7 separate regions of the Mus musculus genome follow, and all the other regions are linked to region 3. Evidence: chromatin loops called from intact Hi-C (ENCODE). Cell type or tissue: heart. All regions are shown on one strand. Links, peaks and the distances in the headings refer to the core of each region. The heading gives the core; the rest is flanking DNA.

What was found. Hi-C counts contacts between places; a loop is a spot of excess contacts. Peaks named below come from ENCODE experiments on the same cell type or tissue, not always from the same donor. Only the 100,000 strongest peaks of a DNase experiment are listed, where the experiment ranks them.
Region 1: a loop joins it to region 3, with 9 times the contacts of the local background. A loop is called at or near these places in 3 of 42 quality-filtered maps.
Region 2: a loop joins it to region 3, with 4 times the contacts of the local background. A loop is called at or near these places in 11 of 42 quality-filtered maps.
Region 4: it touches region 3 in a loop (2.9-fold over the local background); 6 of 42 quality-filtered maps call a loop at or near these places.
Region 5: it touches region 3 in a loop (6-fold over the local background); 12 of 42 quality-filtered maps call a loop at or near these places.
Region 6: it touches region 3 in a loop (3-fold over the local background); 11 of 42 quality-filtered maps call a loop at or near these places.
Region 7: it touches region 3 in a loop (2.3-fold over the local background); 8 of 42 quality-filtered maps call a loop at or near these places.

The regions. Positions count from the first base shown.
Region 1 is chr9:66,349,914-66,354,392 of GRCm38, reverse strand. It overlaps Gm30447, which reads left to right and starts at 739. Exons shown (of 2, transcript XM_006511600.4): 1 at 739-3,772; 2 at 3,875-4,068. The coding sequence starts at 3,322. The coding sequence ends at 4,050. It overlaps Herc1 (HECT and RLD domain containing E3 ubiquitin protein ligase family member 1), which reads right to left and starts at 3,943. Exons shown (of 78, transcript NM_145617.3): 1 at 3,772-3,943. In heart, for the core only: no CTCF peak of the experiment used is centred there; a DNase peak (open chromatin) is centred at 3,952; H3K4me3 peaks cover 2,048 bases; H3K27ac peaks cover 1,242 bases.
Region 2 is chr9:66,281,588-66,286,066 of GRCm38, reverse strand. No RefSeq gene overlaps it. Among named protein-coding and RNA genes, the nearest start is that of Gm39364, 17 kb to the left of the region's middle. In heart, for the core only: CTCF peaks have their summits at 2,051 (motif pointing left) and 3,280 (motif pointing left); no DNase peak of the experiment used is centred there; H3K27ac peaks cover 330 bases.
Region 3 is chr9:66,156,308-66,160,786 of GRCm38, reverse strand. It overlaps Dapk2 (death-associated protein kinase 2), which reads right to left and starts at 2,561. Exons shown (of 12, transcript NM_010019.3): 1 at 2,447-2,561. In heart, for the core only: CTCF peaks have their summits at 425 (motif pointing right) and 2,645 (motif pointing left); a DNase peak (open chromatin) is centred at 2,586; H3K4me3 peaks cover 1,218 bases; H3K27ac peaks cover 1,155 bases; H3K27me3 peaks cover 1,873 bases.
Region 4 is chr9:66,267,953-66,272,431 of GRCm38, reverse strand. It overlaps Dapk2 (death-associated protein kinase 2), which reads right to left. Exons shown (of 12, transcript NM_010019.3): 10 at 3,664-3,753; 11 at 3,482-3,565; 12 at 190-805. The coding sequence ends at 725. Among named protein-coding and RNA genes, the nearest start is that of Gm39364, 31 kb to the left of the region's middle. In heart, for the core only: CTCF peaks have their summits at 2,271 (motif pointing right) and 3,371; a DNase peak (open chromatin) is centred at 2,231; H3K27ac peaks cover 319 bases; H3K27me3 peaks cover 658 bases.
Region 5 is chr9:66,274,617-66,279,095 of GRCm38, reverse strand. No RefSeq gene overlaps it. Among named protein-coding and RNA genes, the nearest start is that of Gm39364, 24 kb to the left of the region's middle. In heart, for the core only: no CTCF peak of the experiment used is centred there; DNase peaks (open chromatin) are centred at 1,975 and 3,245; H3K4me3 peaks cover 1,404 bases; H3K27ac peaks cover 1,793 bases.
Region 6 is chr9:66,239,254-66,243,732 of GRCm38, reverse strand. All of the region lies in intron 4 of Dapk2 (death-associated protein kinase 2), which reads right to left. Among named protein-coding and RNA genes, the nearest start is that of Gm39364, 60 kb to the left of the region's middle. In heart, for the core only: CTCF peaks have their summits at 267 and 2,526; DNase peaks (open chromatin) are centred at 322 and 2,952; H3K27ac peaks cover 869 bases.
Region 7 is chr9:66,371,250-66,375,728 of GRCm38, reverse strand. It overlaps Herc1 (HECT and RLD domain containing E3 ubiquitin protein ligase family member 1), which reads right to left. Exons shown (of 78, transcript NM_145617.3): 2 at 2,988-3,943. The coding sequence starts at 3,917. Among named protein-coding and RNA genes, the nearest start is that of Gm30447, 20 kb to the right of the region's middle. In heart, for the core only: a CTCF peak has its summit at 2,057 (motif pointing right); no DNase peak of the experiment used is centred there.

The sequences.
Region 1 (4,479 bases), core at 321-4,320, 190 kb before region 3:
ACTTTATATAACTACTTATTTAGGGTCACCTAAAAACTTGACAAAAGGAAATCATGAGTAAAAAGGGTTAAAAATCCTGCATTGTATTAGCTTATAACCTACCCATAATATAACAGATGTTTAATATTTAGTAGACTGTAAACAATTATTTAACTCAAGCCAAGCGTGGTGGCTCACGCCTTTAATCCCAGCACTTGGGGGGCAGAGGCAGGCAGATTTCTGAGTTCGAGGCCAGCCTGGTCTAAGAGTGAGTTCCAAGACAGCCAGGGCTACACAGAGAAACTCTGTCTGGAAAACAAAACAAAACAAACCAGGTGAGGTGGTCAGTAGCTAATGGTGCCTCTCATCAAGGCTTTCAATCTGAGTTGGGTCCCCAAGATCCACATGGTGGAAGAAGAGAATCAACTCCTACAAGTTGGCCTTTAATCAACACACACACACACACACACACACACACACACACACACACTGTGGCCAAAACTGAAACAATGTGAACAACATAATGCTATTATATTGGACAACAGTCTGTAGAATCAAATGAATATGCACACTACCATACTGATATAAATAACTAAATTAACAAATGTCCTTTGACAGATGAAGTCCAATTCATACATATCAGAATAAGGGAACTACAAATACCATAACCGTATATTTTACAATACAAACAAGGGGAGAAAGTTTGAGCAAAACAGTCTATAGTTTTGAAGAACCTCCTACAAGATATAAATATATCAAAGAGAATACAAAGGGACAAAGAGTACCCTCTCCTAGACTATCCCAATAGAAGCCACCAGAACAAATGATCAAGGTTAAAATATCATTAGTAACCAGGCACATCAATAACATGGGCCCCCTAGTAAAATGCATTGATACAGAGTGTTATAATCAAAACACACAAAACTTCAAATCTAATCATGAAGAAAAAAATCAAATGAGCCAAAAATGAGAGTATTTTTACAAAAAATAAAAATAAACAAACAATATTCAGAAAGTTACGAGAAACCTAGAAATTGGTCAGGATTAATGACTCTGACCCAGAGACAGTCAGATCTCTATGAGTTCAAGACCAGCCTGATCTACAAAGTAAGACCCCCATCTCAAAAAAACCAAACAAACAAAACAAGCCAGTATGGTATCACATGCCTGTATCCTCAGTATTCTCAGTACTTGGAGTAGCAGGAGGATCAGGAGCTCATGGCCAGTCTCAACTAGAGTCAAAATCAGCCTAAGATGCACAAGCTCCTGTATCAAAAAGAAAAAATAAAAATAAACCTAGCCATCATCTGATTCAGCATCACATTTATTTGCTGGTAGATCTCCTCTGGAATTTAATATTCCCATTAATTTTTAAGGGCCAGTAGAAAAAAATAAAGTCATCAGAAAGTACCTATTAGGTACCTATTTTGTGCTCCTTTTAGTTTAAAAGAAAAAAATACTAGCTGAAGTGGCTTTGCTGACTTTACAATCTCCTTTTTAAATGACTCAGCCAATATTCTCTGTTCAAGATCTTGATAATATTTAGAAGGTATCCCTAGCAACCTGTTTTGTGGGTATACTAAGACAAAGTTTTATATATGATGAAAAATAATTGTTTGTTGTTTTTATGGTTGATTACCTACAAAATTTCAAGGGCTTGTTCACGTGCTTTGATCTCTCTCACATAGCCAAGACGCCTGAAAATCTTGATCATTCTGCCTCCACCTAAAGCTCGAGTTTGGTTTCACAAGTGTGCTTTTTACCTAACACAATTTTCCCTTATCACAAATACAGCATCAACATTATCACTTACAGTCTAAGAGTCCACTTTAAAATCAGCTGCCCACTGAACCCAGGCATTTTGCTCACAACACCAAGACTTTTCACCATGTATTACATGCGTCTTCTACTAACCAATCCAACACCAAAAACAGCACGTCCTCCTCTAACGTGTTATCCATTTCAATGCGTTATCCATTTAAATAAAATATTTTCACATGTTTACATTAATGAGACGACTATGTGATGCATTTGCTTCTCCTCCATATACCACCAGCACGACTGCACAGAGAAAATACATAACCAGCAAATCAATGCATCCATGTTGAAAGGAACTGGCAAGACCAGAAATTTAAGAAGCAAAGTGATAAGAACCTTAGGGAAAGCAAAATTCATACAAGTTGCTGATTCCAAGAGGCCTTAAAAGGCCATCCATTTCAATGACAACTGATAATCTATCCTCCTTTTGAAAGATGCCAGGCTTCCAACCTGCCATACAATCCGGTCATGTGATTTGGGAAAAATATAATTGACTGTTCTTTGTCCTACATTATGCTGTTTTTTTTTCTCAAACTACATGACAAAATATTTTAACCTATTTCTAAAATATACAGATTTACAAGTGCAGAGGACAAGCATGCATTGACACGTGCATTTATGCATAATACGAGCACTCGGGACATTCACTTTTGCTTGTATAAACACACAGGTATGTAAACATATAATCAAAGGCACATCACCATCAATTTTTTAAAAACTTTGAAGCTTACTTTCTCCTCATCGCAATTAATTTTTCTTTTCTTTATATAAACACCGGCCCGATTTAGAGGACTCATCACACAAAAAAAGAAAAACTATAAAAATAACTCAGATATTATATCCAAAAAGAACAATGTTAAGGTTTGACTTTTAAAGCTATTTGAGCAACAATCATTTTGAAAGAAGACACAATGAAATATGGTGACGGCTGGGAACAGCCAATGATAATGAACAAGTAACCCGGCTTAATCAAGTGGGCCAAAGGAATGGTTCAAATAAAACAAATCATTTTGGGAACATACATAAAATAAGGAAGTACCATTCAAGGACAAGCTAGGTACTCTTAAAAAACAAAAGAGTCTGTTAGAAATATATCAAAATATTAACAGTGAAATGCTATCTCTGGAGATGGGTTATTAATTCGTTGGAATTTATCACTCTTGATTACCTATACACCTTCAAGGTATTACACACATTTTTAAAACTAACGCAAATGGAGATTTTTGTCCCTGTGCTTCACAGCTACCATACACATGCATGCATAGTACATACATACATACATACATACATACATCGCGTCTTTACATAACCTCCTGGGAGAGGTAGGTACCAAGCTTCTGTCCTCGTGTCTCCTGGGAACCTGCCACCCATCACTGTTCCCAGGGTTAGCTCCTGTCATCACCACCATCCACCTCTCACCCTGGAGACTACACAACTGTCGCCTCGTCTCCGCTCCAGGTAGCAAGGGCTTTAGAAATTGTTATTTTATCCGAAGAGAGATTCAGAGAAAGGTTTACCGAAAGGATGAGCAGCCCCCACCCAAAAGCGCAGACGAGGAGAAAGACGCACGGTCTCAACCTCCACCCCTCCGAAGTCGGCCGGCGACAGGGAGCACCGGAGTCGCGACTCTCCTCAAGAGGAAGAGATGGGAGAGCCGCTCCCCAGTCCCAGTCCCAGCTAAGAGAGACGCGCTCGATAGCGGATAAAGGGGAGAAGGTCACAGACGCGACCCCTGAGGCGCTGAGGGGCGCAGACTGCAAGCTTATTCAGGGGCGGGTCCCTCCCTCCGGCAGGTGGCTCGGCTTCCAACAGGCTTCCAGGGGGCCAGGGGTTCCTCGGGCCTCCGCCCGCCGTCCACCCGGAGCCAGCAGTCCCGCTCGGCGGGCGGCCCCGGAACGGCCCCGAGCGGCTCGGCCGGGCCAGCCGATCACACACTCGGGAGGTCACGATGGCGAAAGAGAACGTGTTACCTACCGTACGTGGGTCGGGAGCTGGCGGCGATGGGGTGCGGCTCCAGCACCCGGCACCCGGCTGGCCAGCGGCCGCGCTAGCCGCGTCCTTTATATTTTTGCTGCAGCGGCGGCGACTTGTCAAAGGGAAAGACGTAAGAGGCGGCGGCGGCAGCGGCGGCAGCGACGGCGGCAGCGGCAGCGGCAGGCGAGTCTCGCGGGACTTATGAGGGAACTCTCGCGAGATCAGAAGCGCTGGTCCTGCCTCCTCCGGGCCTCGCGCGGGAGGTGGGAGGCAACCTGAGAGGAAAAGGGAGAGAAGATGCCGGCTTAGGCAGTGATGGGAAAGCGATGAGTACATCGCCGGCCGGGAGACCCTTCCTGTGAGGGTACTGGGGACACTCTACCGCCCCATGTCTCTTAACCGCTGGGTCCTCGCGGAGTCACGTGTGCCCGTAGGGAACTATCAATTGGGGGCATTTCACAAAGGGCGCTGAAGGATCAGGCGAGCGTGGATGTGTTCAGGATGAGTACGGGACAGTCTGCAAGAGGATCGGGGTCCGAATGCTGCCGAGGCCTCGGGGCTGCCGAGGACCGAGAGAAAAAGCTGCGGCCGGCCACACCCCTTTATCTCGGCTGCTTGCCGGGCGCTCTACTCCCTTTATCTCCCATCACAGTCTGCCCTTAACCTTGTGGCTGGTTAAGTTTACGCCCAAGCAAGTGTTTAAGTTGA
Region 2 (4,479 bases), core at 172-4,171, 130 kb before region 3:
CCACTAAAGGCCAAAGTGCTGAGAAGCATCTGGAAAGAATCCACGGTAATTATCACAAACATCGTGCAATTGTAATTTCTGATAAGTCACATGAGCGGCGCCACTTGAAAGCTGATCAGGGACAGAATAATGACTGAAGGTTTCTGACGTTCTGTGCATACAAGAATCAAGAATACCATCTGAAAGCTTACTATCAACACTGACAGTTGACAAGCTGAGAGATCAAATGATACAGATTATAAAACGTCTCTAAAGCCACAATCTGAGATCAACCAATCAAAAAATCAAACAAGGGCTAGCAAGCCACCCAGCAGGTACACACACACACACACACACACACACACACACACACACACACACAAGCACTATGCAAGCCTGATAACCTGAGTTCAGTTTCTAGAGCCAGCAGTGGGAGGAAAGAGCAGACTCCCAAAAAGTGTCCTTTGACACCCATTGTCCCCCACCCTACATTCCATGCCACAGACAGACAGACACACACACACACAATAATAATAATAATAATAAATATAATTTTAAAAATGTAAATCAACCTACATATCAAGTTCAAAGCCAGCCTGGAGTACATGAAACCCTGTCTTAAAAAACAAAACAAATCAATAGAATTTTAAAAGGATTACTGCCAGGCTGGTGAGATGGCTCAGTGGGTAAGAGCACCCGACTGCTCTTCCGAAGGTCCAGAGTTCAAATCCCAGCAACCACATGGTGGCTCACAACCATCTGTAATGAGATCTGACTCCCTCTTCTGGAGTGTCTGAAGACAGCTACAGTTTACTTACATATAATAAAATAAATAAATCTTAAAAAAAAAAGGATTACTGCCGACATAAAGATCTACATAAAACCATCTGTTACTAGTTATCATTTTCACTTGTTTCACCTTTGTTTTTGTTGGAAAACAAAACTGTATGAATTGTTCCTATTTTACTTTAAAATATGTTCACTTTGCAATGTGTACATTTATCATCATATTTGTAGATTACAAAATGAAGTATGGCTAACATCACTAACTTCTCTTCTTTAAATGGCAGGGAGTCTTCTTGAGTGGAAGACTACAGTGGATCTTTTTCTCCCTTGAAGGAAAGAAACACACATGCACATATATGTGAAACACATATGCACATATATGTGTCAGGCAGCACGTATGGAGCAAGGACAACCTGCTGGAGTCAAGCTATCTTCTTCCACCATTTTGGTTTGTTGTTGTTTTTGAGACAGGTCTCACTATATAGCCTTGGCTGGCCTGTAACTCACTTTCCTGAATGCTAGAATTAAAAGCAGGTACCATCATGCCTGGCTGCCTTCCTTGCATCATTTGGATCTTGGAGATAGAACTTGGGTTGTCAGGCTTGTAAGTGAGTGTCTTTTTCCTATGAGCCATTTTAATAGTCCCTCAAAAGCAAGGTTTTTTTAAGCAGCCATCTGTTTTAAAAGAAGGAATATATATATATATATATATATATATATATATATATATATATATATCCATATATATATGTATATGGCTTTATATATACATATTGCTATATAAAATATATATTCATATAAAATCTTGTATGAAGATAGTTATGTATTATGTTTACATGTGTAATATTTAGAAGGATTCATAAATAACTAATAGCAGTAAATATAAGAGTAGATTTTTTCTACATACTTTTTATACAGTGTGTGTGTGTGTGTGTGTGTGTGTGTGTGTGTGTGTGTGTTTGTACTGGAGACTGAAGCCAGAGCTGTGTACATGCAAAGCAGGTACTCTAGCACTAAGCTGCAACCCCAGCTCCTGTTTTATACTTGAAAATTCTTGAACTATATAGATGGCATTTGACTGACTCTGAAAATTAAAACTTTAAAAAAATCTTGGCAGATTTCCACAAAGCCTATGCAAAACATTAAGCCAGACTCTCAAGGGTTTGGCCTGTGGTTGATTGGTTTGCTTGTTTCCCTGGAACCTCTGTTTTAGGAACCAGGTATATCTTACTGGCTTTCAGATCTAGGAACAAAGATCTCAATCAGTCCTTGCAGTGCCACCTGGTGGCCATGACCTCGTAAGGTTCAAGCTTTTCTCTTCAATAATCTTTGGGAGTGCCTATGACCTTGACAGTGGGCAACACAGCACCGTGTAAACTGGCTGAGGTTAGTCTCAGTTGACACACATTGAATGTCCAGGACTGCCTTGTGTGGGTAGAATTCCATACAACTCCTGAAGTTTCATGACCTCTGCCTCCAAGGGGCCCCTCAAAGGCAGCCTACAGTAACAGCACATGGACTTCAAAGTCCAGAACCAAACCCTGGCTCCACTATCTACCAGCCTTGTCTTATTCAGCATAGCTTCCAAGGTCCTCCACTTCCTCATCTGCAAAGGTGGTAGGTAAGTCAGGGAAAGTACACACAAGAGATTAGAACAATGCCTTTGTATAACATGATAAACTCATGTCTTGATAAACATGAGTTCTCTTCCTAGGATTGCCTACTGATAACTTAGCTCTCCCCTGGCACTAGAGAAGGCAGCATGGTTGCTATGCAGGCTCAAGCCTTGGAAATGTTGAGGGAGAAGAAATTTATTTAGTGCCTGTATGTGTGTATTCATGTGGGTGAGCATGAATGTGTATGCATGCATGCACACATACCCATGCACATGTGCACATTATAGCAGGTGTGTGGAGGTTCAAGGGCAACTTTCGAAAGTCATTTCTCTCCTTCCACCATTTGGATCCTGGGCATGAGACTAAAGCTTGGCAGCAGGCACCTTTGCCCACTAATCACCTCACTGCCCTCTCCCCTTGTTTTTCCCAGCTGCTAAGGAAGAAATTAAAAGCTTGGCTATAGGGGAGAAGGAGTTCAAAAGCTGCTGCAGCCTCACAAGGAGCGTCAGGGCATCCCTAGTGCTACCCAGGGGTGCTCCGTCAAGCGAGTCTGCTCCTGGAAAGCAAAGCTCAGTCCCTGTCCCCATCCCCCACTCCCTGAATGAGTGAGAGCCAAATAGATAAGAAATTACAAGGAATAGCCCAGAAGTTGGGGGCACTCAGAAAAACAAATGATGAAGTTGGCCATCTGCCCTTAAAAAGGGATGACTATGCGCCTACTAGTCCCTCATCCCTACCATCAGAGTAGCATCTTCCATTGTAAATCTTTTCAAGGATGCAGAACCTGGGTTAGAAAGATGGCTCAGTGGTTAACAGAGCTGACTGTTTTTCCAGAGGACAAGGGTTCAATCCTTGTAGCTCTCACTACTGTCTGTAAGTCCAGGTGGTCTGATGCCCTCTTCTGGCTTCTGTGGAAACTGCATGCACATGGTGCACACTTATGTGCAGACAAAACAGCAATACACATTGGGGGGTTGAGGTGGGGGGAGATGCAGATGTGTTAGTTTGATTTCTGTTGTTTTTTTTTTTTCACTTTTTAAAAATGAGAACAGTGGGTTTTTTTTTTTAAGGTGTATTTATTTTATTTCTATGGGTACACTGTGGCTGTCTTCAGACACCAAAAGAAGGCACCAAATCCCATTACAGATGGCTATAAGCCACCATGTGGTTGCTGGAAATTGAACTCAGGACCTTTGGAAGAGTAGTCAGTGCTCTTAACTGCTGAGCCATCTCTCCAGTCACCTGTTTGCTTTTGTTTTAAAACAGTAATATAGCTCAGGCTAGCCTAAATTCACAACTCACTATGCAGCAAAAGATAACCTTGAATTCCTGGTCCTCTTGTTTCTGGCTCCAGAGTGCTAGGATTGCAGGCATGCACCAGCGTGTATGGTTTATGCAGTGCTGGGGCCTACGAAAGACCTCAGACTACCAACTTTCCACTGCTGTGACAGAAGGCCTATGATAATCAACAGAAAAAGAAGAAAGGATTATTTGGGCTCACAGTCTGGGAGGTTTAGGTCCATGGCTGCTTGCCTCTGCTGCCTTGGGGGTCTGTGGTGAGACATCATGACAGAAGCTGCTCATATATGACATCTAGAAAGCAAAAAGACAGAAATATTTGGGCATGGTATACACCTGGGTTCCCAGCTCAGGGGAGGCTGAGGCAGGAGGGTTGCAAGTTCAAGGCCAGCCTGGGCTACATAGTGAGCCCTTGTCTCTGAATGCAAACAAAACAAATGCCAACCCCCCTGGAAGCCTTAGTTTCCTAAGCTTTCTCAAGATGGCTGTGAGAACAGAAGGCAATAAAGACCTGGTGTGAGGCAGATGCTTCTAGAATGCAAACCACAGGGTGGGGGCGGGGGGAGTGGAGAGGCACAGGCAGACCGGCAAGAAGGCAGCAGCTGCTGCTGCTCTCTAGCAAGGCTCCTTTGCATTTGGCCGTAGGCAGCTGAAGGGGCCAGACAGGCGGAAAGCGAAGGTGCTTTGCAGCTGGGCAGTGAGGTTTCTTAACCAACCGAGCTTCACAGAATGTTCAGGATGTGGGCCGGCCCCCAGCATGCACTGGGGAAAACCAAAGGACGAGAAACAAGAGGCATGT
Region 3 (4,479 bases), core at 176-4,175:
GTGCCTTGAGTTTCAGGCCAGTGTGGGCCATAGGGTAAGACCCTATCTCCAAGAAGAAAACGAAATGGAGAATTAACAGTGTTGGGGATTCAGCTCAGTCTGTAGAATGCTTGCCTAACAGACACAAAGCAGCCTTGGCTTCGATCCTCAGCACTCCATAAACCAGGAATGGTGGCTCACAGCTATAATCTCAGCACTCCAGAGGTAGAGGCAGGGGGACCAGAAGTTCAAAGTCACCCTCGTCTACATAATGAGTGCAAGGCCAGCCTTGGATATATGAGATCCTGGGGTGAGAGGCATGGAGTAAACTAATATCTACTTTCTTTTTTAGACTGTTTTTGTAGAATTATTTCTCTGTAGGTGTATGGTTGTTTTGCCTGCATGTTTGTCTATGCACCACATGTCTGCGGTGCCCAAAGAGGCCAGAAGAGGGCATCAGATCCTCTGAACTGAAGTTACAGATGATCATGAGCCACCATGTTGGTGCTGAACACTGAACCCAGGTCCTCTGGAAGAGCAGCCAGTGCTCTTAACCACTGGGTCATCTCTCCAACACCCTAAGAAAGATCTTTCTTATAAGTAAGATGACATATGTGAAATGCTTTTGGAGCCTCACTAAGGCAAAGGGTGTAATATTCTCACCTCTGTCCCCTAGGGAGTAGCTAACATAAGCAGGTACTATAAGGTAATATAAGATGGTAATTTCCAGTTAGGGCCCAGGCTTCTTGCTCATGGCTACAGCTCAGATACTCCATACGAAATGAAACACCCGTGGCAGCTCATCACCCTCCCATCACACCTCCACAAGAGCAATTCTCATTTCAATTGATAAATTCTCAGAGTCAAGTGCAGTAACTCGAAGGTAGAGTTATAACCACCAATTTTGAGAAGCTGAAAACCACATATCAGAGGCAAGGCACATGACTATGCCTTTTGACCCGAGACTCAGGCTACCTTGCAAAGATGACACCCATCTGGATGTGAACAATCCTCCCAAGGGGGCCCTGGGAATTCTCCTTCCTACCCATGGCCTTAATGGCAAGCAACACTCTAGGAGGTAACATAGACCTCCTGGGACCCCACAGAAAGGGACCTCCCAGTTACCTTTCCAGTTTACTCTCTTCCTCAGAAGTCAGCAGGCTGAGGAAGTGATACAGAGCACTCCCATCCCACGGTATCCTTGCTGTGGACTGGGGTTTGGGGTAAAAACTTAACATTGAAACAAAAGTCTGAACCCACTGGGATCGGGTCTAAGTCACTTGTTAGACAAAAGGAGAAATCTGAGGTCCAGAGAGGGAAAGGGACCTTTCCACCATGGCACAGCTAGGCCATCAAACTTCCCAGGGCTTCTCTTGATACCCACACAACTCCTCCATGGATGGCTCAGGACTGGAAAGCCAGTGGCTTCTGGGAGAACAGTTCCAAGGAGAAGGTGCCCAAGTTTGGCAGGGACAGGCAGTGGTTTGGAACACGTGCGCACATACACACACACATGAAGAATCCTCAGACTCAGGTCTGGGGAAACTGCCAGCAGTGCCAGCAGAAGGGAGGAGACTCTAGCATCACAGAACCCCTTTGGATGATCCCTGATAAGGATGTTGGGGCTCAGAAGGTCAGCCACCTCCCTGAGTTGACATGAGAAAAACTCAGTCTTTTAATAAAAGGTTCAGCTTCTTTGGGCAGCCGGACTGTTTGCCCCCCACATCTAACAGAATAGAAGGCTCTAGAGAAGCTGTCAGGGTTGGCTGGTTTATTCCCTCCAGCAGGTAGTTTGTTGTCCCGGGGCAACAGATACCCACCCATTCCTGACACTTCAGTCAAGCCTCCAAAGACAGCTACTGGTCTATCAATACCATGACTTTAGATGCCAAAAACTTAACCGGCGGGCAGGTGGAGACAGGGAGGGCTTTGAACCCAACTCTGAAGCAGTCAAGGTACCAGCCACTTTTAGTCAACAAAATTCCCCTAGGATGCCAAGCCAGTTAGTTGGGAACTAGTGTCAGAAACCAAAAGAGCTGCCCCCAGCTACCTTTAGATGACAGGGAACCAGGGAGTGTCCCTCCACCTGCCCGCAGCTGTTAGGCCACACTGGAGGTTCATTTCACAGGAAGCAACCTCCCGGGCTGAGGCGGGGAGGAGGAGGTGTGAGCCCACAGAGGCTGGGCTTGTTTCTCTCCTATTGGGGACTTTTGAGGGGGCCAAACTTGATGCATGGTTGTTTCCATTCTCCTGCCCAGATGTCAGGCCTCTGTCCGTCAATCCCCATCCCGTCTCTGGGACCAGAGTGTCAAGCTTAGGAGGCACCCCGAGGTAGTAGTAGCCTGCAGACTGGCCTCCGGGTGCCGTCCCAGCGCACAAACCACAGAACGGCTATATCCTAGACAGGCAATGCCCGACCACCCCAGCCACTGCTGCCGTCGAATCCCGCGGCCCGGGCGCTACTCACGGCGAAAGGCTGCGCTGCATGTGCGGAGAGCTGGACGTGCACCGGGGCGCGGCGGGGTGCGCGGCGCTCCGCTCTGCTCTGCTCCCTGCGCCCGGCGTCCGCCCGCAGAGCCGCCGAGGAGCAGAGGGGGCGGAGCGGCCAGCCCGGTCCCAGGCGCCGGCTGGAGGCGCGCCCGGACACTCGGCCCGGAGCTCGGGGCGCCCCCTGCTGGAACCCCCGCGGGACCGCCCCGAGGTGAGGACTTGGATGCTCGTCCCTTCCCGCCCTGTCTCTCACATGCTGTGCCACCTGGAACGAATCAACTTGAGTAAGCTAATGATCAACGCACTTCACAACCCAGCACAATTGCCAGAAAACAGAATTTCTCTGCCCTTCGTCCCCACCCACGCACACCCTGACTGATCAGATTCTCTGGGGACCTCGCTCCACACAAGGGTAGGAAGCTCTCATGTGCCCCACTCATTCCCGGCCCAGCTTGAAGACTGCCCATATTTGCCTATTACCACGCCAACCCTGGCACCATTCTTGAGTGTAGTCCGTGTATCACCATTAAGCCTGTCTTAATGAAGGACTTGGGAGTTGATTCTCCCTTCCTTTTGCAAATTATCAGAAGGAGAAAATATCAGTGGTAGCGTTGGTGGCTGGAAACAAAACTGAAGTTCAATGGTCTCCATTCAAGACCAGAGACATTTTAAGGATGGCCACCTAGAGCCTCCAGCCCTAAGTCACTGTGACAGCTAACACTGTCAATGTGACTGGATTTACAATCAGGAGATAAACCTCTGGGTATGCCTATAGGAATTTCTAGATTGTGTTTCCAGAGCTTTAGTGAGACCAGCCCTAGATGTGCACAGCAATGGTCCACGGGCTGGGGTCCAGGAATTAAAAAAAAAAAATCGGTGAGGAGAAACTGGCTAGTGAGGGCTGCTCTTCTCTGACCATTGCTGCAATATCTGGGACAGCCTCCGGGAAGATCCCAGACCTTTGCGTGTGACCTTTCAGATCTGTGCAGTTTAGAGGGCTCTCTGTGAACAGAGAACCAGGATTCACCTCATATTTCTCTCTCCCTCCCCCTCCCCTTCCCCTCCCCCCCCTTCCTGAGGCTGGGCACAATGTACCCAGCTGCGCCACGCTCCTGCTGCCATGATGGACTATACCCTATACCTTCTAACTGTGAGCCCGTTCTTGAGTTGCCTCCCCCACCCCTTGAGTACTTTCTCACAGCAACAAGAAAAGTAGCACAGATCCCCCCTTAGGGATCCTCCCTAGAGCTAAGGATGTAAGATTCTGAGTCATGGGTGTAGTCCAAAGTCCTGCCCTATCATCCATGTGTGGTCAGCCACCAGAAAGTGGGAACAACAACCCTTCTGGTAGCTTCCAGTGAAGTCCTGAGTAGCACTGGCGGAGGGTGACATGTGAAATGTGCCCAAGGAGCACACTACCCCTCAGCCTTTTCAACACCAGGAACCCTGAAAATGCCACTGAGTACCGCCCAACTCTCTCATTGTGTCTTGAACAGTCTCAGGGAAGATCCCAGACCTTCACTTGCGTGTGACTTTCAGGTTTGTGCAGGTTCTGGGGTTCTCCTCAGAATAGCATGCTAGAGAGAAGTAGCTACCATCTGATGGCTTCTGAAGTCAGTGGACAGAGGGAAGGACACACACACACACAGTGGCCACCACAGTAGCGAGGTCCCTCATCCTCCAACCAGCCCCAGATACCTCCTCCCCCATTTTTAAGTCTGTTGCTGTGTGACAAACCATCCTAGCCTTGCTGATACAAAACACAAATTTCATTATGCTCCTGCATTCCTGGAGTCCACTCTCTTAAAGCCACTCTACTCTGAACCCTGCCACCTCAGTTCAATTCTTTCTTGTCATTTTCCCTGACCATGTCGTAACTATGATTAAGGTTCACTTTCAACAAGAGCAAAACAACATCTTGTCCATTTTGATCTCCATAGATTGCATGCTATCCCAAACCTAATTACTAAAGGCATGCTAGGTTGAGCACGTAAAAGCATGTTAGGTTGA
Region 4 (4,479 bases), core at 340-4,339, 110 kb before region 3:
TTTGTGATGGGGTGCCAGAGGGGGACACTTTCAAGGGAGGACACACAAGGGCCACATCTTATCAGTAAGAGAAGACTGCTCAGATCACCTGAGGTTCTGTCCACTTAGCAGCCAACCCTAGTGTTCCCCAAGCCACGGGGTCTCGGGCTATAGGGAACCAGAGGGAGACAGCTCTAAAACACCCAAGCATTAGATAAACAAGAAATTTAATAATAAAAATGAGAAAAAACCTACAACACAGTGGGCTGGCAAGAGGCTGGCAGACACAGTCTGACGTTAAACAGCCTGACTCCTTATGGATTCTGTTAAGTCACAGGATTGGTCCCTCCCTCTAGAGAGTCTTTACTCACGAGCTTGACAGGGTAGGCTCTGTGAGGAAAGCTGCCTAAATCTGACCTTTAACCTGTGGTTAAAAAAAAAAAAGATACTCCTTGAGATCCATTTCCTTAGTCCACACCCAATTCCAGCTTCTGAGGTTAGCAGACAGATGAAAGCCAGTTTTCTGGAGAACTACAAGCCAGAGGAATGCTGGAGGTTCCCCACCGGGAGACAGCCACAACTCCCAGGGTCTCCGGAAAGTTCTGAGTCCTGCAGACTCCTCTCTCTTGCAAAGTGCTCAGGAACACAGAATGTCTGGATCCTGATGTCAAGCAGGGTCCGGGAGCTTGCACAGCAGGGCGGCAGGAACTTGGACCTCCCTGGCAGCCACTGCAAGCTGGGCCAGTTAGGAGGTACTGCTCCTCCTCCGGGGGTGAAGGGCTTTCCTCCTGGCGATGTTCTCCTCTGTGTCACTCTCGCAGTTCCTCTGGGGAGGAGAAAAAGAGGCCCAGGGCAGGGCATCATCAGATGACATGAATGAAGCCACACTGAGCACCCCACGCTCAGAGAGGCAAGCAAGGGGCCGATAAGCTGGGAAAGTGGGGTGATGTCAAAGGAAGCCCTCAGCTCCATCCAGAGGCCTCTGCCATGCAGGAATAGGAAGGGGACTTGAAATGGGACCAAACTAGCTGCCTTGGGGCCTCCTCCTTGGAGTATCCCTGGGGAAACAGGTACCAGGAGGGGCCCAGTTATAGCAGTGAAAATGCCATCTGGTACCATTTGTGCCAGTCAATAATCAAGGCCTCTTGGAAAGGTAGTTTGTGGGACACTGGGTCCCCTGAGCTCAGTCTATGGGGAAGTGGTTGGTCTTTCCCTAAGGTCGCAGGCCATCATTTCAGGCTCTCCACCTCCGCTGGTCTCCACCAAGCCTTCAGCAAGCTTCATGCAAAGCAATCTGAAGGGAAAGACTTCTGAGTTCCACTTTCATGAAAGTGGAACAAAATGTAACCTGTCAGCTCCCACACAGCTAAGGCAAGCTGGAGCAACCACCTGGATGTTACAATGTCTTTCCAGTCTGGTCCCACCAAGTTAAACTAAGTGTTAAAATCACTATTAATGTTGGAAGGGGTTTTGTTCTTATAAGGTTTTAAATTTTTTGTCTGTCTGCCTAATTAGACATGCACACACACACACACACACACACACACACACACACACACACACACACACACACACATATATATATATACTATGCATGCAGATGCCCATGAAGGCCAGAAGAAGGAGTTGAATCCCCTGGAATTGGAGTTACAGGTAGTTGCGAGTCACCATGTAGGTGCTAGGAACCAAACCTGGGTCTTCAGCAAGAGGAGGAAGCACTCTTAACTACTGAGCAATCTCTCCAGCTGCAGTTAATTCAAACTATTAAAAGAATAATTTGGATTTTTAAAAGTCTAAAAATGTTTAATTTCTATGCTTTCTAAACAGAAGGCCATGTCATCTTTCTAAAAACATTATTTTAAGGAAGGTTCAATAGGAAAAACCATATAACATGTAAGTGTCTGAGTAAAAAATGAAAAACAAAAACAACAACAAAAAACTGTATTTTGCACCATGAAAAAGTTAGAAATTGAAATATTTTTACATCCCTTTCTTCAACAACATCACATCAAGGCAAAAGGTCCAAGATCTAGGTCCATGCCTGCTGCCTGTCATACATCCCGCAGGCAAGCCTGAGCCAGTGGGAAATCTGAGGTCAAGATCAACTTAGCCAATACATCCTGGACCAACTCTGACTAGGACAACAAAAATAACTCAGGCTTTGCTGAACAGCAACTTTTTAGAATGAGTCAGAACCAAACAATAAAAGAGTAAGCTGTGTAAACTCGCAGGTGACAAACAGGGATCCTCAGAGCCTGCCAAGTCAGTTCCCTTTATAGTCCATGAGGCTGGTGGCCAGAAGAGGGACTCAGCCACAAAGGCCTCTGGAGCTACCAAAGTCCTGGCAAAAGCAGGAATAAACAAGAGCTCAGTCTATGGAAAAAAGACCCCTGAGGACGTGTTGGGGCTCCGGGGAGTACAGGGATATTCTGGGTGCTGGGGTGCAGGCCCAGTGCTAAGCAGCTTCAGTTTACACAGGGCGGCTGCAGGCAGTTGCTTTCCAGGCCTTTGCTGTGCCTGGAATATATGAACTATATATGAATATATAAATTTATACCTTCTGGACACTCCTGTTCTCTCCACTCAATCATGAGGGAGAGGCTATCTCAGGGAACCCCTACCAACTGAAAAGCTAATGCTGATGCCCATTTCGAGAACTACAGAAGGATTTTAAGCAGCATTAAGGATTGCTAATACACACTGAGCACTTACCCACCAGGCATTGGAGACAGGTCCTCATTTACCCTTAATCACTACCCAACAATGTAACAAGTATTATTACCCCCGTTTTACAAATAATGACATTTTGGAACAGAGAAATTAAGTAACCTCTTCATGGTCACACAGCAGGGAAATGGCTGATCTGAATTCTGGAAAACTGGCTTTAGAGGCCACCCTCTTGATGAGTATATTCCATTATAAGTCTCTTGTTTTAAACATACACTAAAAGCCCTGGGTTCAATCCTTAGTACTATGAAAACATTAAATAAAGAAACAAAAAAACTATAATAAGTATAATATATCATCAAATGCTGCTGATATAGGCAGTCTAAGACAAAATAGGGAAAGTTGGGAAAGGTATAAGAAAGCACCCATTGTACAGAGGAGCTAGGATTGTCTGAAATGGACTTTTTGAGGTGGCATGGTTTGCAGTAGGGTCTCATGTCACCTGTACCCTCCTGCCTTTACCCCCTAAGCGCTGGGATTATAGGTGTGTACAATTATACTTGGCCAGAATAAATTTTGGATGATCTATGGGGCCTATTTCCACAGTTCTCAGGGTCTACTAGCCCTCAGGAAGGGGTGGGAAGGGGAGTGGAATGGCAACTCTTAGGAAGCCCATAGGAAAGGGTTCCTAATGGTCCCCCTGCTGGTCACACTTCAGCCTTCAGGGCAGAAGAGGACAAGGCTTACAGAACAGGCTAGAAATAGTTAATATCCTCCCCCTCCACACCTACAATCCAGGAGCTGTGCCCAAGCAGAGGGCTCTGCATGTACTCACCAGGTCCTCGCTTGTCCTCAGATGTACCTTCTTCATCAGGGAGCGAGTGAGGTGGTTGCACAAGGAGACGATGCTGAAGGACAGCTGAGGGAAGAGAAGAGAGGACTGCTAGCTGAGACGGAGATCTGGGGAGAAGCAGGGAGTCCCTAGGCCCCTGCCCTTCACCCCAGGCCCTGACGTACCTTCCACCGCCTGCGGACATACTGCTTCTTAAAATTCTCCAGGTTGACCACGGACTCTCTGCGTACCATAGCTTGCTGGGTGTCCACCGGCTGAGAGAGAAGACAGCGTGATGGTGTCAACTGGGCTTCAAATGGCAGTTACCCACTTCCCCCACAGAATCCTGGACTGCACACTGTCCCTCAGCCTGCCGCTGACCTCCTTCTCCAGCAAGGCATGCAGTGGGAAAGTCACAGTAAGGGGGAAGCTACAAATGTCTCGCTGCCCAGAAGGTATCCTGAATGTCTCTGAGCTATTATTACCACAATGTAGTACATGTATATACAGAAAGAGAGGGGGAGGGAGGGAGGGAGGAAGGGAGGAAGGGAGGGAGGGTGGGAGAGATGAACGGACAAACAGATACACACACACACACACACACACACACACACACACACACACACACACACACAGAGAGAGAGAGAGAGAGAGAGAGAGAGAGAGAGAGAGAGAGAGACTAACATGACTACCATTTCTAACTGAGAAAAGCTAGAAGCAGCAGTCATCAGTATCACTTTGTGGAGGGGGTCATTTTATGGCAGGGAGCACTAGGCTGGCTCTGGCTTTGGTGAAATACAAGCCTATTGGCAGGTATGGCACTGCTGATACTCCTCTAGTGTTAGAAATAGAAGGAAATAGGAGCCTCGATGGGGCAGGGGCTGGGGGTGTAGGGTGTGGGGGAAGACAGACAGTTGTCATTCACTGCCTGGCAGTCAAAACACGTACTACTCTTCCAAAGGACCTGAGTTTGGTTCTCAGCACCCGTGTTGGGCAGCTCA
Region 5 (4,479 bases), core at 147-4,146, 120 kb before region 3:
ACAGTCAGCAAGCCTGATCCTGGGGGCCAGGGAATACTCACCTTTTCTCAGGTGCAGTGGATCCAGTGACGTTGACCATGGTTTTGCCTGGAGCTCCATCTTCGTCTTCTGGAACTCTGTCCCATGAAACTGCCCAGGTTCAGGCAAACTTAGGCAGTTGTTCTCTCTATTTGAGAGCTTTGCAGGTATCTCCCACTGGTCCTTACATCCATCCTCCATGTCCGATTCTTTCTTTGACTGGAGTCAAAAAGACTGGCAACTGAGGCCCATCTGTCTTGTCCTCGTCTGGGTAGCTAATAGGTGAAGTAGCAGAGGAACCCTAACATGTCTGGTTCCTTGTGCTCTCTCCCTAGGTCAGGTCCTTGCCTAACCCATTTAGCTTATCCCAATAGTCTGAATTGTCTCCTCCACAGGCTGCCCCACCCAATCCAATGTGTGCCGGTACTTGTGTGGTCGGGAGATCAGCCTTCGGGGGTCATTTCTCAGAAGCCTTTCTCTTTGGTTTTTTGAGACTGGGTCTCTCACTGGGACCTGGGGCTTACCAATTAGGCTAAGCTGGTTGGTCAGTGAGCCCCATGGATCTTTGTGTTTCTGCCTTCCCAGTGCCCGGATTAATGCATACATATATTGCCTTATCTGTCTTAGAAGTTGAACTTGGGTTCTCATACTTATAAGGCAAGCACTTTGCCAACTGAGCCATCTCTCTAGCCTCTAGGAGTAGTTTTTCTAAAGTATCATAGCAGAATCTCTTAAGCAACTTGTTTAGCACCCCCAGAGCTTCTAATACAGGAAAGGTGGAGTGGGCTAGAAAATGTGTACTTCTGACGAGTTTCCAGTTGCTGGCCAGAGACCACACTAAGAGGTGCTGATCTAAACCACAGCCCTAAAGAAGAGTCACCTCCCCATCACCCAGGAGGCTCAAGCCTACATTCGAAGCCATCATCTTCACAGTGCTTTCTTCCTGAGCATACTCCACCAGACCACCCCACCTCCTCAGGAGGTATAAGTTCTTCCTACCTCCGAGTCTCTGCTCAGGTGGGTCCTGTACTGCAGACTCTGTAGACCCATTGCAAACACAAGGCATCTTGTCCTTTAGGAGCATCTCAAAAGCTCACTGGGGCCTTATCCGTCAGAATGAAGGCTCCTTCCTCAGCTCCTGGCTTAGTTCCTATTTCTTCCTGTCATTAAACTGTGAGTTCTGGAGGACCTGTCATGTTCCCGTTTTTGTCTACACATGTGTTAAATGCATGTGACTGCAGAAGACAGAATGGGGGCAATGGGTGGATCTTTGGGGAAATAGATTTGGGCCCAGCCAAGAAAGAACCTGTCAAACGTGAATACGTTGGTAGCTGATTTTATATATATATGTACATATATATATATATATTCGCACATATATTCATACATATATTCACATATATATATGTCATATATATAGTATTCATATATATGGTAGTCATATAGATAAGTATGAATGACAGAGTTTTTCTCTGTAAATGTATGTCCTGGCTGTCCTGGAACTGCTTCTGTAGACCAGGCTAGCCTCGAACTTTCAGAGACTCACTTGCCTCTGCTGGGATTAAAGGCATATACCATCACGGTTTGATTCCAGCTTTTGAGGGAGGGTCTTGTCACTTCCAGTACCTTCAGTAGCACATCATAAATCAGACAAGCTTGCGAGACTCACTTGACGACACTGTGGCTAAGCAGATCCTGGGCACTGTAATTTGTTGCCTGACTAAGGAGGGGAGGGAGAATTTTCCAGAATATGATCTCTTACAGCTGGTGGGGCTTTCCAGGGCTAGCACTGAGTGAAGGCGACTGATGAGGTCTGCAGTTGTTCAGGAACGTCTGCCCTGTTTCCTCTCCAACCAGGAAATGCACCCTCAGGCCCAAAGCCCACAGCTTGGCTACTAAAAGGGTCTGAGAAAGCAATGACCCAGGACCCAGCTGGGGAGGGCCAACATCTCAGTTCGACCTCTGTCAGCCTGTAGGTCTCAGGAGCTTTCCTGTTTCCGCTCCTTCCCGGGTTAACTAAGGTCATAACCTTCTGGAAGAATGCGGGGTCAGCCAGCCCGACTGCAATTTCCTCTCCCTGTGTGTGAAAGGAGATATGTCCAACTGTGACTATACAGAGCCCACAGTCTTGTGACTCAGCAGACTCGAGCGTCCTCAGTCCCATCCCTTGGAATGTCACACAGACAGACAGCTGCAGGAGTTCGATGTGGTCGCCACAGATGCTGCGAAGCCTGGACTCACAGATATCTCTCCCTGAGTCTCTCGTTGGTCAAACCTATACCTATCTATACCAGTACTGGGGACAGAACCCAGGGCTTTGCACATGTGAAGAGAGCACTTTGCCACTGAGCTATGTCCCCAGCCCATGTTTACGGTATTTTTATGGCCTGAATTGTGTTCACTTCCTCCTAAACCCATATATGGAACTTTTAAAGTGACTATATTTAAAGATAGGGTCTTTGTAGGGATAAATAAATAAGATGAGGATATATTATGGACACTAATCCAGCATAACTGGTGACCTTGTTTTTTTTGTTTTTTGTTTTCTTTTTAAAAGACAGACATCTATAGAGAGAAGACCAGGGTGTGACAAATTAAGGAGAAACGCTCAGACAGAGCCAACGCTACTGACACCTTGCAGTGTCTAAAGCTGAGAAAGTAAATTTCTAGTGCATTAAGTCACCCAGACCCAGATATTTTGTTTTGACATTTTTTCACTAATGCAATACTACCAATAAAAACAAGGAAACAGAGTGAGGGAAATTCACCGAGTCCTAGCAACAGGGCTAGGGCTGTGGCTCAGTGGTTGAATGCTTGTCTAGCGCATTCAAGGGCCTGGGCTTAATCTTCAGTGCCACAAAAACAAAACCAAACAAGCAGAATCCTGAACACCAGCCGCTGTCCACCTTGCCCCACCCCCCATTTTACTGAAGTCATCTCTGCTTCTAAAATACAATGTTATTAGTATAGATTTTGCATTTTATTTTTTAAAAAAAGGATTGTACTGCATGTGATTCTCCAAGATTTTTCTTTTTTCTTTTTCTTTTTTCTTCATTTTTTACTCCCCCACCCCCACCCCCAGGAAAAGTAGAATGTGAATCCAGGGCAGGCAAATCTGGGCTGGAGTCCAGATCCCAAGAGCTCCAGCTGGGAGAAGGCAGGCACAGTTCTTAACTTTGCTGAGGCTGGCTTCATCATCCTTAAAAAAGGAGCTCACTTCCCTTACAAGGTTGTGCGCAGGGCTACAGAGAATGCCTCACTGACGCACGGGTCCCTCACAATCGCCGCCTCCCTGGGTTCTGCTATTGTTTTAACTTGAATGGGAGATCTTACAATGTCATTTTGTCCCTAGATAATATAATCAACTGTTTTCTAGATTAAGAGCAAGGGCTGTGAATTCTACTCGGTGAAAAGAGGACTTGGGAATCTGTGTTTCGCTATCCATTAAGAACTGCTGCTGCTGCTGCCTCTGATGGAGGGCAACCGTGGGAGGGAGGGACAATCAAGCCCAGAAAAACTTGAAGGAAGCTCACCAACTGTGCTGGTGCCTTTGAGACAGCAATTAACCACCTCCATTCGAAGCCTTTCTACTGTTAGAGCCCCTAAGCCTGTGAAGGTTTGCCGAGAACCGGACCTTCTTAACAGATGCCAAGTGCGATATTTTGGGGGTTGCAGCAACTGTGAATAGAACAGTATGGGGCTGACATCAAACCGGGAGCAGAGGGGGGTGGGGCTGATGGAAAGAAAGTTCTCTAAGCCTGTGATAGTTGCTGTCCCTTTCAACAACCTAGTTTTCCGCATGTACTCGCTTTGATATCCCAGGGAGCACGGGGCTTGGAGTTTCTTTCCAGAGATCTCATGGTTCACTTGCTTATTTAAATGTGACCTTCTTTTGCTTTCAACATATGCTGGGAGTTTTTGTTTGCTTTGTCTGATGGGCAAATAACTGTATGAATGGAAAAGACAAATGGAATCTGAGATCTGGAATCAAGGAAGATTGTGAGATGAGGATTACAACATAGTGCGTGCTAAAATATTTATATGTGTGTTTGTGGGCTATTAACGTGGCATCCAGCAAGCACACAGGCAGACTTTTGGGAGAGGCACCTCAGAGCTCTTCAAAGAACTGCTCTCACAGAATGTGGTTTTCATCTCTGGTCTTCCACTTTTCTTCAAAGAATGCTGTGACCTCTCAGCCTTGAGGTGTTGGCTTGGCAACGCCTCCTCCCTCAGGGCCAGAACACACCTGTCTCCCCTGGGCTTGTTCTTCCACTCCTGCATCCATCCACCAGCAGGGAGAGGCCACAGGACTCAGCAGTGTGTGGGGGTAGTGTGGCCTCTGTTTGCTGTGAGCTTTTCTGGAAATAAAGCCTTTCTGCTCTTTGAGGACCATTTTGTTCTGAATGCATCTCTAGCATGAAGGGAGCTTGGGTGAGTCTCACACAGTGTGACTGAGACCTA
Region 6 (4,479 bases), core at 179-4,178, 83 kb before region 3:
ACTCAAGGGAACTGAGGCCCTCCCTCAAATTTTTTCCTTTTTTTTTTTTTTTTTTTTTTGTTTGTTTAAATAACACGTTTTCTTTTGCATTTTTAAAGCTCGTTTATTTTTCTTGCCCTCTAGAGATTACTCTCAACTTTATTTTGAACATGTGTCAAAGTCCTTTCCCAAGGCAGATTTTTCAGCCTCTGCTGAAGGGAGTGTGAGGGCAGAGGAGGTCAAGAGAGAAGATTCAGGCAGGCGGCCCCATCCCAGTGTTCCTGGCCCAGCACTCTGCTGGCTGCCTCAGGAACACTGCTGCTGTTCCTGCACTGAGCTACATCCTCCCCACTCTCCACTACTTCCCTGCCAGGAAGCGTCATTTCTCTTCTACCCACATCATTGGCCACCTTGTCAGGAACTTCTCTAGGGATGAGGCCCTGAGACCAGGCCCTACACTATCCTGACCACCTCAGCTCAGAACCCATCTCAGCACAATGAATGCAACGGAATCCACGAGCCACAGAGATGGACTCCCCAGAGCCTAGAGGTTCAGGACTACAGAGCAGCAGAGACGAAGCATCAAAGAACTGAGGCTGACATCTCTAGGGCATTGCCATCCTCAGAAAACAGGCAGCCTTGGATCTACTTACATCTGTGGCTACAGTGGAAATGGCCTGTCCACTGGCTTGGACAGATGGCAGACTACATCTTCTTACCAGAGACCCATCTGTTTCCAGCAGTTTAGAGCACTTTCCCTGCCCTGCCCTGCCCCTAAGCTGGTGCTGCCCATTCACATTTCAGTTAAGACAGTCAGTCTCCTCCAAAAGGTCTTCCTGACAGCCCTCTCCCTTCCCGCTCCCAAACACCCTGCACTTCCTCATTATAACACTTTCTTAGGTCCAAAGCTAGAGCTCTCTGGTTACTTGTCTACCGCCCTCCAATGGGCATCAACCTTCCTAAGTGAGTTGTTCTAGCATCTCCCCAGAGCTTAAGAGAGAGCCTGACAGCCACCAAGCACTCAGTACGTGTTCCCTGAGAGAAATCAAGTACCTTTTATCAGGCCGGTTAAATATGCAGGGCCTGGCACCAACCAATCACACGGTATAGTTTACACCTCGCTCAACTGCCTGGAGCAGAGGGTGCTATCTTTCCTTTCTTGCTGAAAAAGAAGCCAAGGGACACAGAGATTTAAGCATCTATCTGTCGTACCCAAAGCTCTTTCTCCCACCCTCTAGACTAAATGATCCCTTTCCCTGCTTGAGCTGGGGAACCCATGCAGACTAGTGTCTGGAGCAGGCATCCACCTTCCCCCACAGGATGGCCTTTCTTCTGTGGATGCTTTCATGCAAATGAGCATCCTCCAAACCCTGTCCCTAGCCTGGCTTTCAGGCCTTCAAGAGCTCCTACGCTAGCTGCTCTCATCTCAGACAAGAAGACTGAATATCAGGGAGGGATGTTTGGAGAGCCTTAAGCTTCCAGAGGACCAGAGTTGAAATCTCAGTGCCCATGTCAAACTGGTCACAATAACCTGTGACTCTAGCTCCAACAGACCCGACGCCCTTCTCTAGCTTCCAACGATGCTTGGATATATGTGCCATTATATACACAGGGATATATATAAATAAAAATAGAAAATGAGGAGTTCTAGGAGGAGAGATCCCAAGTTAGGTATACACAAAGAAGCACAGCCTAAGGTGTTCAACCAGGGAGATGGCCTTGGGGCTGCAGGAATACTCTGCTAAGTGAGAGGACTGGGACCTCACCAGCCACTCAACGGGCTACTTGAACTATTAGTTGGCCCTGTATACTCAGACTGGGCGCAGACAGGCCATTGGCTCCCTGCCACCAAATGATATTGCTACCTCCAGGCCATTAAGGGATTCTAGGCTAGCCAGCAAACACGGGCCCCCTTATCTGCAGTTTTTATAATTCTTTCTTTTGCCGTCCCAGCCTCCAGTAACAGCCCAACCAGTTCCAGGGACCAGAGACTCATTTGGGTTTTCCATAGGATCCTGGCAGCCCCTCCCCACCCCGAGAAGTAGATGCTACTACCATTACCATTTTACAGATGTAGGAAACTGAGGCCCAGGGAACTAAAAGACTTGCCCAAGGCCCATCAGCATGATGGCAGGAGAGTTTCTCTGGAAGTCCTGCTCCTAATCTTACCCCATCAACCAGGCTTGTTAAATATCCCAGTGGTCCCAGTGACCATCAAAAGCTCCTTTTGAGAACTGAGGCAATCAGATCTCTGAACCAGCCCCAGCCACAACCCCAGTTACCTTTCCAGCCTTCTGGTAGATCTCACATCTAGACCTGCTCTCATCCCACAGGGTGAGCACCACCATCTCAGACACCTCAGATCGCCTCTGGATGCAGTGCTACTTGTCTAGTGGGTGGCAAGTAAATCTCCCCTAGGTAAATTCAATCCCATTAAAGGTTCCTGGTGTTGCCTCTGCTATCTTACATTCTGCACATTCATATTCATGTAAATGCAGTAAAAGAATTCCAGCCAGGGTTTCCTCCTCTGTCTGGTTGTATAAGCCACCACTAGGAGTGCCAGAGAGCCCTCCTGGCTAGCTGTTAATAGGGCTAAAATATGGTCCGAAAGGCAGCCTGAGATCCAGCAAACTGGCAGTTCCCCAGGTTGTGGTCTCTTATTCCACCTCCCCGAATAGAAAAGGAGCCCAAGCCTGGGGCTGGGAAACAGTTTCAGGTCCAGGAGCAAAAGTAGAGTGCTTAATAAACAGGCCATTTCCTCTCTTTGGGTCCAGTTCCCTACTCCACAGATGTCATCCTAAGTTCCTTTAGCAGTTTTGATGTGACACATAATTCCAAGCTAGCTGGGCAAACGTCTGCTGCTCTGAGCCCCAAGGCTAGCCATGAAAAGGATCCTGTGCCTCTGCCTCAGGTCAGGAAAGAAGAGTAGGCCACGGTAGCCACAGGAAGCTGGGCCCCCAGCCAGACTGCCCCGTGGGTAGCACAATCCTGTCCATCCTCCTTGCCCCAGTCATCCTCGGCCAATGGTATTCAACCAGGTACTTAGCCCACGCAGCTGACATCACCTGCAAAGCATGGCTGGAGGAGGCACTGCATTCTTTAGGTGCTGCTGCCAGCCCAGAGCCCAGAGAGCTGCCACAGGGGGATGTGGTGGGGTGGGACTGCCCCACCTGTCAAAACAAACATGCCTGGCTTGGCCTGCCAGTCAGGCAGGCACTCTGGGGAAAGCCAACATGTCTGTTAGAGGTGCCTGCTGTGATACCAACTGGAAGCTGGTTCCATGGGACCAGCACAGCATACCCTATGGTTGGAACAGGATGGAGGCAACCTTGGGGACCATGCAGTCAAGGGCAAAAGACAAGGGCTTGGCGTCAGGCAGCTCTGAATTCGCTTCTCGGCTTTGCCACTGAAAATATGAATTGGGGGCTGAAGAAATGGCTCAGTGGTTAAGAGCACTGACTGCTCTTCCAGAGGTCCTGAGTTCAATTCCCAGCAACCACATGGTGGCTCACAACCATCTGGAATGAGATCTGATGCCTTCTTCTGGTGAGTCTGGAGACAGCTACAGTGTACTCACATAAACACGCTTCATAGGTCATAGCATTGTTCTGTGGCTTCAGAGAGAGGTTTATGCGTGAAGGGGCTGTAGCATACTGGCTAAGCTGCCCACAGTAGCTGAGAGTCCTCTCTGGGAGTGGTACTTGACACTCTGTTCAATCACGAGAGTCCAGGAAGGACATGGGCTCTCACAAATCATCTTTCCCACACTCCCACCTCCCATTTCCCTTCCCCACCCTGTTTTATGCTCCAGCCTCACAATGCTGGGTCACAAGGGATCTCAGAGGTCAGTCAGTCAGTCATGTTGTGGAGAAGCCCAAAGAAGTCGAGTTGCTGCAGAAGAGGCAGAGCTCAAGTGCACTGAGCCACAAGTGCCTTGTTTGGCCTGCTTGCTGCTAGGTGAAGCTGAGGCCCGGCTGAGCTTGTGTTATTCAAACAAGAAAACTTCATGGGCAATCCAAGTCCAGACCCAGATTGGTTAGACACCTCTGGGCAACCTGAGAAAGCAAAACTGGTCCATCATAAACAACCCTGACCCACAAGCCTTCAGTATCACAAGTGCCCAGCCCCCATTATGTCGGCCATTCAAAGACTTCCTGGTCCCATGGCCCCTACTGCCAGCTCAGCACCCACCTCACCTCCACTACCTCCACCAACACCACCCAAACCAGCAGTTTATTCTGCTAGATAACCCCATCCTAATAGTTCCCCTCCCGCCTCACTGCACAGACTCCACACCCACACAGGAATGTCTGTGACCCATCCCTCCAACACACTAACGGTTCCCACCTCAGGGCCTCTGTCATCACTACACAGCCTCTGGCAGAACACCACCAGCGTGATAATCACTTCCTTACGTGTCCTGCCCACATTGCCCCAGGAGGAAGTCAGGGTCCTTGCCTCTTACTGTTATCTCTAAGCATCCAAGATCGGCCAGCCTTG
Region 7 (4,479 bases), core at 165-4,164, 210 kb before region 3:
ATGATACTCAGTAGACTAACACAGTTGCTTCACACTTTTAAGATCAAGGTAAATAATATCTTACCTCACAAATTATGAAATTACCTCACATGATAATTGAAAAAATATGCAAAGCACCTGATAGAAAACAGGCACTAAAATTAGTTTACTTTCTCCTCACTCCAAATAGTGAGGAGCAGTTAATCAAAGAAGCTGAAAAGGCAGGGTGTAGAATATTATTAAATAAAAAATAAAACACATTATATACAAAGTCTTATATACATATATATAATAATGTTTTCTTGAGCTTATAGAGTCAACTTAAATATCAAGTCAATTTGTGACTATATAAGCAAGCTTATGCTAGAAGATGCTAAAATGTTATATGATAGAAGGGGTGTAGAGTGCTTGCCTAGCACATTAGATCCTGGGGTAATGGAACACAGGGTGTGGGGGTGGAAGGATGAGGCAATAAAAGGCAACAGTGTTATTAGATTATAGATCCTCTAGCTGCTTCTCTCTTCCCCCTAACAGCCAAGCTTTCCTGCAACCTCTTTCCAGGTGCCTGGTAGTTCCATGCCTCCCATTTGCAGCTTTAAGCAAGATTAATCCCCTCTACACATACACACATTCCCACACAGTATCTGACTCCTTGGCTTACAGACTAGCCAGACTAAATCATGTGGTATGGAACTTCCCCCTTCTCAACTAGAAATTTGCAATGTTATGCAATCTCAAGACATTTCCATATTCATATTCATATTCTCTCTCTCTCTCTCTTACACACACACACACACACACACACACACACACACACAAACATCAGCTTCCTTCCTGAACCTGTTGAATCTGACATGCATTTCTTTATAACAAATAGATATTGTGGAAATCAGTCAAGTCCTGGGGCACTCCTTTCCTTCTTTAAAAAAAAAAAAAGGTGAAGAAACCTCTTACTAATTTTGTTCTAGAAAAAAATACCATGGTAAACATATACTGTGGCACACACCTTTAATCCAAGCACTCAGGAGACAGAGGTAGGAAAATCTCTGAATTCAAAGCCAGCCTGGTGTACAGAGCTAGTTCCAGGATAGCTAGGGCTACATGGAGAAAAACACATACAAAGAAAAAAAGAAAGGGAGGGAGGGAGGGAGGGAGGGAGGGAGATAAAGTAACCAAACATTTACAGTTCAGTTCACAAATACAAAACATATACCAGATAAAAAGTTCAATGCTTCTGCTTTGAAAGTGACTGTTTTTAATGAAATACTTTTATTAATCAAAAGCTTTGCATTTCACTTGGTGATAGAGGGAAGGTTTGAAATATGTAAATATAACAAGTGGCATCTTTGTGATTTTAAAATACATTTGTTAGGTTATATTGGGCAATAAAAGGTACATGAACTCACTCTCCCCCCTCCTCCCTCCCTTACAAACACACAAACCTGGAAGGATACTATGGCACATACCTTTAATCTCAGAGGCAGAGGCAAGTGGATCTCTGTGAATTCAAGGCCAACCTGGTCAAGAATTCCAGGTCAGCCAGGGATACACAATGAGACCATTTAAAACACACACACTCACAAGCACACACACACAAAGCAAAAGCAAACAACCAAAACCTGATCAATTTAACTTAACTGAACTTATACCTAAATCAGTTTATAAGTATTTGAGCATTAATATTTTAAAATTCAAATTTTTATTCTTGGTTTTCAAAGTTATTACAGTTCAGTCTTGTAAATTCTTAAAATTTATCATATATATGCTTATTCTTTAATATAATATTCAAGGTTATGAAAGTGTAGGGATTCACTTCTACAGACAACAAACTCTTTACAGACTTCTGCTTAACTCACTACTTCTGTTTATTCAGGTCTCTGTTCAAATGTTACAACTCAGAGTCCCAACCTGACATTAACTAAAACAGCATGCCTTTAACTCTCAAACTATCATTCTCTTCTTTCCTCTTAAAACGTCTCACCTGAAATTATGATCTTTTTTTTTTACTTATTTCTATGTGTACAGGTATTTTGCCTACATGTATAGCTGAGCACCATGTGCATGCAGTGACCACAGAGACCAGAAGAGGGTGTTGGATCTCATGGAACTGAAGTTACAGATGGTTGTAAGTCTCCATGCGGGTATTGGGACCTGAACCTGGGTCCTCTCCAAAAGCAACAAGGTCTTAACTGCTGAGCCATTTCTCTAGTTCCCTAAATTTATGAATTTCTTTCCTGATCACCCTAGCACGATGTGAACTTAGTAAGAGCAGAAATTGTATCTCTAGGGTTGCATCCTCAGGTCCTAAAATAATACTTGAAATATAGTACATAATTTTTGAAAACTAGAAAAAGGCCTGCTATGGTGGTGCACACTTGTAATTGTAGCACTTGGGAGGTAGAAGCAGAAGGATCAGGAATTCAGGGCCAGTCACAGCTACATATCAAGTTTGAGGCCAGACTGCAAAAAAATGGAAAGGATGAGATCGGAGATGCTTTTTAAAAAAAAAAAAAAACTGCTGGGCTGGAGAGATGGCTCAGCAGTTAAGAGCACTGAATATTCTAGAGGTCCTGAATTCAAATCCCAACAACCACATGGTGACTCACAACCATCTGTAATGAGATCTGATGCCCTCTTCTGGTGTGTCTGAAGACAGCTACAGTGTATTTATAATAAATAAATAAATAAATAAATAAATCTTTTTTAAAAAAACTGCCATACTCACTAGTCAAGGTCTCTCATTTTACTCATGAATGTAAAGTTAGGTTAATTCTCCAAATCTACTAAAATAAACTAAGACAAACTAGAAACTCAGCTTCTGACCTAGGGGCCTTCATTGTAATAGCAATATGTGTGAGTTTCCCCCCACAAAGCACAAAAAAATATTTAACCAACTTAACATACCAAAAGAACTCCCAAATCTCTTACAAGAGCCACAAAATTATTAAAAGCAGGGTTGACTATCTAACAATTTTTCAAAGTTGATGCTTGGAATACATGGTACATACCAAAGATCGCCTCATCTGCATTAATATAGCCATAAAGCAGTCAAAGCTGATCATTCCTTCCTGGCTTGACAGTAGTTTGTTTTTCTCCATAGTATATACAACTGCTGAAGCCCCCAAAGCCATTTCTATCCATTCAAGAAGGTATCTCAAAGAGCCTCTCTGAGCTGCTAAGCCAAGCAGCAACTCAGAAGCTAATCGACGACCTAAAGTGTCTGCCCCAGAATTGGGAATAGTTACTCCTTTAAGAAATGTTGTGACTTGTGATAAGCAGTCCAAGCCCATAGGAGGAATCTTGCTTTCATTTGCTAAAGACAATGGAGGCAAAGAGCTCACAACTTCAATTGCAGTATGAATAACGTCGTTGCAGAGACTGAGGCCAGGTCCCGACACAGGCATCATCCAACTCTGTCTCAGAAGTGCAAATAACAAACTTAGACCAGTTCGGACACCCATTTCTATAAGTGCATCAGTGCTTGACCGGGGGCGTTCACTGACAGAATGGACATCTGCTGAACCAGAGCTGCTCTCCGGAGAATGCTGCTGCTGTTTCACTTTGCCTTTGTCATGGTACTTATTAGAAAGTGCATAAAAGACACGTTGGAGTACAAGCAGTCGTTTTCTTAGCGCCCCAGCAAATGGAGAATCTGAACATACCATCTTTGCTAGTGCTAGCTGGCTGCTAAGAAGGGCATCCAAATAATGGTCCTGCTCATCACTTGAAAGAGACTCACGTTCAAAATCAGGCAACTGTGGTCCTTTGAGGCATAAAACCTGTTGAGGCAAAGGTACTACTTCCTTATTGCTGATCAGTTTAGAATACAAAACGGTAACTCCCTCTCTTGTAGCAATAGATTCACTGTCCTCTGTGATCCAGGAGCTATTCAGATGTTCAAGCCATTTCAGTTTCACTGGTGGAACCATAGTCGCCATGTTGATTTACTCTTCAGCCATTAGTTCTACAGAGAAAGAAAGGGAGACAATGAAAAAACTAGAACAGATGACTCCTAGAACGTTTCTGAACTTCCATCTAATATTACATTCAGTGGTTTCAAAACTAGTGAGATGCTAAACCTTAGGCTTCATTTACATAGTATATGCAATGGTTATATTTTAGCTTTGATAAATGTATCAAATATAAGACATTAAATAAGACAGAAATATGTAAAGGTCTTTGGAACTAAAAGGTGCAAAATTTTAAAAAGTTAGTTTAGAAAATGGTATTTCATTCTTTCATTTTAAACCAGGGTGAGGGGTATGTTCCAGGCAGAGTAATGTGAAGCCCCATGTTTGACCGGGGGAAGGGGAAAGAAAGGGTATCTGAATGGTTTGGTTGATAAAAATCTATGTGACATAGAATAAGAATTTTTAAAAACTTAGAATCTGAACTCTCTTAAGAAGCCTGCACCCATATCTTGGCTGTATGCTAGCCTTTCTTTGGCATCTCTCTTTCCCTTAATGCCTGTGTTTCTTAACAAATTCTGTTTGTTTCGTG